Linked DNA regions of Homo sapiens: region 2 is linked to region 1. A link is an interaction called in ENCODE POLR2A ChIA-PET data of the cell type or tissue named here. Cell type or tissue: HepG2. All regions are shown on one strand.

Region 1 (2,500 bases):
TGGTGACTTCTACATCTTTCCCCTAACAATGGTAACCTAGGAATGGCAGGAGATGAATCATAAATAACAGAAGTAGGCCACTCTCTTCCTTTTTTATGACCCCTTTCCCTCACTGAACTCCTAGGCCTTCCTCTTCCACTCCCCCTGGGCCTCCTGTTGCTCTTTGGCTGTCCAAAAAAAAAAGGGCTGTCCAAAAATAAAGCAATGTCCAAAAAGCACCCCTTGCCTTCCTTTTACCCTGAACTGACCTGGCCCCAGAGTACCACATGTTGTGTGGGCCATCCTACAAAATTAAATAGCCCCTCCCCTTCCCTAATCAGAACCCCCATTCCCCTCATTTCAGCAAACATCATTTAGGTATTAAGAAGCAAGTCTTACGTCAGAATGACAGGCATATTATTTACCGGCTATGTGAACTTGGGCAAGTTACTTGGCCTTTCTGAGCCTCAGCTTTCTCATTTATAAAATGAAAACTAAAATAACACTTCCATCATGGGCTGCTGTAGGTTTAAGTAGGATAAAATATAGTATGTATTGAGCATACAGCATATACTTAATAAGTAGCAACTAAAGTTGACCCTTGAACAATTCAGGGGTTAGGGATGCCAACACCACACCCCCAAACCTGCAGTCGAAAATTTGCATATAACTTTTGACTCCTCAAAAATTTAACTACTGGTCAGGCATGGTGGCTCATGCCTGTAATCCCAGCACTTTGGGAGACCAAGGTAGAAGGATGACTTGAGCTTAGGAGTTCACGACCAGCCTGGGCAACATAGGGGGATCCCATCTCTACCAACAATTTAAAAATTAGCCAAGTATGGTGGCACACACCTGTGGTCCCAGCTACTTGGGAGGCTGAGGCAGGAGGATCGCCTGAGCCCAGGAGGTCGAAGCTGCAGTGAGCCATGATTGAACCACTGCACTTCAGCCTGGGTGACAGAGTGACACCCTGCTTCAAAAAAAAAAAAAAAAAACTTAACTACTAATAGCCTACTGTTGACTGGAAGCCTTACCAATAAACAGTTGATTAAGACATATTTTGTATGTTTATATGTATTATATACTGAATTCTTACAATAAAATAAGCTAGAATAGCCAGGCACAGTAGCTTATGCCTGTAATCCCACTGACTCAGGAAGCTGAGGTGGGAGGACTGCTTGAGCCCAGGAGTTCAAGACTGCAATGAGCTGTGATCACACCACTGCACTCCAGTGTCACAGAGCAAGACCCCGTCTCTTTTTTTTTTTTTTTTTTTTTTTGAGACAGAGTCTCGCTCAGTCACCCAGGCTGGAGTGCAATGGCGCAATCTCGGCTCACTGCAAGCTCCACCTCCTGGGTTCACACCATTCTCCTGCCTCAGCCTCCTGAGTAGCTGGGACTACAGGTGCCCGCCACCGTGCCCAGCTAATTTTTTTGTATTTTTAGTAGAGACGGGGTTTCAGCATGTTAGCCAGGATGGTCTCGATCTCCTGACCTCGTGATCCACCCATCTCGGCCTCCCAAAGTGCTGGGATTACAGGCGTGAGCCACCGCGCCTGGCCCAACCCCTTCTCTTAAAAAAATAAATAAATAAGCTAGAGAAAAGAAAATGTTATTAAGAAAATCATGGCCAGGCATGGTGGCTCACGCCTGTAATCCCAGCACTTTGGGAGGCCAAGGCGGGCAGATCACAGGGTCAGGAGTTCAAAGGTCAGGAGTTCAAGACCAGCCTGGCCAACATGGTGAAACCCCATCTCTACTAAAAATACAAAAATTAGTGGGCATGGTGGCAGGCGCCTGTAATCCCAGCTACTCAGGAGGCTGAGGCAGGAGAACTGCTTGAATTCGGGAGGCAGAGGTTGCAGTGAGCCAAGATCGTGCCACTGCACTCCAGCCTGGCGACAGAGCAAGACTCCGTCTCAGAAAAAAGAAAAGGAAAGAAAATCATAAGGAAGAACAAGATCATGTCATTTGCGGGGACATAGATGAAATGAAGCTGGAAGCCATTATCCTCAGCAAACTAATGCAGAAACAGAGAACCAAACACTGAATGTTCTCACTTAAAAGTGGGAGCTGAATGATGAGAACACATGGACACCTAGAGGGGAGCAACACACACTGGGGCCTCTCAGTGGAGTAGGGGGAGGGAGAGCATCAGGAAGAATAGCTAATGCATGCTGGGCTTAATACCCAGGTGATGGGTTGATCTGTGCTGCAAACCACCATGGCACACGTTTACCTTTGTAACAAACCTGCACATTCTGTACATGTACCCCGGAACTTAAAACAAAAATTGAAGAAAAAAAATCATAAGGAAGAGAAAACATGTTTACTATTTACTAAATGGAAGTGGATCATCATAAAGGTCCTCTCCCTGTCCTCTTCATGTTGAGTAGGCTGAGGAGGAGGAGAAAGAGGAGGGATTGATCTTACTGTCTCAGGGGTGGCAGGCACAGAAGAAAATCCATTTATAAGTGGATTCCCGAAGTTCAAACCCATGTTGTTCAAAGGTCAACTG
Region 2 (2,500 bases), 94 kb after region 1:
GATGAACCTTAGAGATATAGTCTAGACTCAAAAGTGAAAAACATGTAAAAATAATTGTGTCCTGGGTGTCACCACAGGCTCACTCCTGTAATCCCAGCTCTTTGGGAGGCCAAGGCAGGAGGATCACCTGAGGCCAGCCTGGGCGACATAGTGAGATCCCACCTATACAAAAATTTAAAATAGCCCTGGGCGCGGTGGCTCACGCCTGTAATCCCAGCACTTTGGGAGGCCGAGGTGGGCGGATCACGAGGTCAGGAGATTGAGACCATCCTGGCTAACATGGTGAAACCCCGTCTCTACTAAAAATACAAAAAAAAAAAAAAAAAAATAGCCGGGCATGGTGGCGGGCGCCTGTAGTCCCAGCTACTCGGGAGGCTGAGGCAGGAGAATGGTGTGAACCCGAACCCGGGAGGCAGAGCTTGCAGTGAGCAGAGATAGCGCCACTGCAGTCCAGCCTGGGTGAAAGAACAAGACTCTGTCTCAAAAAAAAAAAAAAAAAAATTAAAATAAAATTAGCCAGGTATGGTGGTGTGTGCCTGTAGTCCCAGCTACTTGGGAGGCTGAGGTGAAAGGATTGCTTGAGCTCAGGAGTTCAAGGCTGCAGTGAGCTATTATTGATCATGCCACTGCACTTCAGCCTGGGCAGACAGAGTGAGACCCTGTCTCTAATAATAATAATAACAATAATTGTATATGGTATGTAGTTTTTACTTTCATCATTGTAAATTACGTGGTATAAAATTTAATTGGCATAACACTTGGATTCACGAATATTTTTACTTAGGAAAAAATTAACTTTTTAAGAAAAGCAAATTGGTGAAAAATATGAAGTAAATAATAATAGTCATACATGGATATGGAAAAAATTGGGTAGGTGATACATGAATGACTGAAATTGGAGAATACAGAATTCTAGACAAAACTGCTTGTTTATACTTCAGAAAAATGATCTTCTAACATCATTAGTCAAATGCTTTTTAAGGTAGAATAAACATGACAAACTCCCAACCACTCTTCAAATAATTTTCTTTAAAGTTAAAATGTGCTCTGTGTTTTTTATGGAATGTCATACCAACACTTAGAGAAAATAACATATTAAAAAATAAAGGACAAAAGCATATGACTCTGATTTGTAATCCCTGTTCAGTAGTAATAAATTGTGTGACTATGACCATGAACAGTAGATGTAATGTTACTAAGTTTTTCTTAGTCCATGGGTTCTGCAACTCCTTAAAACAAGCTTGTCCAACCCACGGCCCAACACAAATTTGTAAACTTTCTTAAAATGTTATGAGATTTATTTGCAATTTTTTGTTTTGTTTTGTTTTCGAGCTCATCAGCTATTGTTAGTGTATTTTATGTGTGACCAAAGACAATGCTTCGTCCAGTGTGGCCCAGGGAAGCCAAAAGATTGGACACCCCCTTCCTTAAAAACTTTTTTTTTTTTTAACCTTAAAAACTTCCATTTTTACAGGCTGGGCGTGGTGGCTCACGCCTGTAATTCCAACACTTTGGGAGGCTGAGAGGCAGGTGGATCACCTGAGGTCAGGAGTTCGAGACCAGCCTGGCCAGCATGGTGAAACCCTGTCTCTACACAAATAGAAAAATTAGCCAAGCATGGTGGCGGATGCCTGTAATCCCAGCTACTTGGGAGGCTGAGGCAGGAGAATCACTTGAATCCGGGAGGTGGAGGTTTCAGTGAGCCTAGATCGTGCCATTGCACTCCAGCCTGGGCAACTGAGCGAGACTCCTCAAAAAAACAAAACAAAACAAAAAGACTATTTTACTATGCTTCTATTTAACTAACAGCTATGGAATATCTACTATCAAGCCAAGTGCTCAGGAATACAAAGATAAACTATGGTTCTTGACCTCAAAGAGATTTACCATATAATGCAGGAAACTGTCACCTTTCTGAACTACAATTCAATTAAATATCAAATTGACTTTCATGTATCCAAGTATTTGCCTTTTGTATAATGCTACCTACCATACACGTTCTTGTCAGTTTTTTATATACTTGTGATTCAGTACTTCCAAAATATATGCAGAATGACTAAAGTTTATACTCCCATCAGCAAGATCATGTTTCCGCACAGGCTTATCAACAATATCATACAACTTTTAAATTTCCTGTAAATCTTAAGGTCATAAAGTAGTACATTATTATTGTTTAAATTTGCATAATCTGATTACTAACAAGGTTGAGACTATCTAATATGCTTATTAGTCATTTTAACTTTCATTTTGTGAACTGCTTCTCCCTATCCTTTGTCTGCTTTTCTGTTGGGTTTTCTGCTCTATTTTCCGAAGTTCTTTATTTTTAACTATTGATTTTTGTTGGCAATATATACTGCAAAAAATAGATTTCCTATGTGTCTGTTATGGATGACTTTTTTGAACAGAAATCCTTAAATTTAATGTAATAGATTCATCACATTTTCCCTTTACATTGTACCTCCTGTCTGTTAATTTTACAAAATTCTCTCCAACTAAAATG

What was found. ChIA-PET counts read pairs that join two places held together with the same protein. Peaks named below come from ENCODE experiments on the same cell type or tissue, not always from the same donor. Only the 100,000 strongest peaks of a DNase experiment are listed, where the experiment ranks them.
Region 2: POLR2A ChIA-PET joins it to region 1 with 5 read pairs; 4 of 35 experiments call an interaction of 5 or more read pairs at or near these places.

What each region holds. Positions count from the first base shown.
Region 1 is chr3:179,247,769-179,250,268 of GRCh38, forward strand. All of the region lies in intron 1 of KCNMB3 (potassium calcium-activated channel subfamily M regulatory beta subunit 3), which reads right to left. Among named protein-coding and RNA genes, the nearest start is that of KCNMB3, 2.1 kb to the right of the region's middle. In HepG2, no CTCF peak of the experiment used is centred here; no DNase peak of the experiment used is centred here.
Region 2 is chr3:179,341,987-179,344,486 of GRCh38, forward strand. No RefSeq gene overlaps it. Among named protein-coding and RNA genes, the nearest start is that of MFN1, 4.5 kb to the right of the region's middle. In HepG2, no CTCF peak of the experiment used is centred here; no DNase peak of the experiment used is centred here.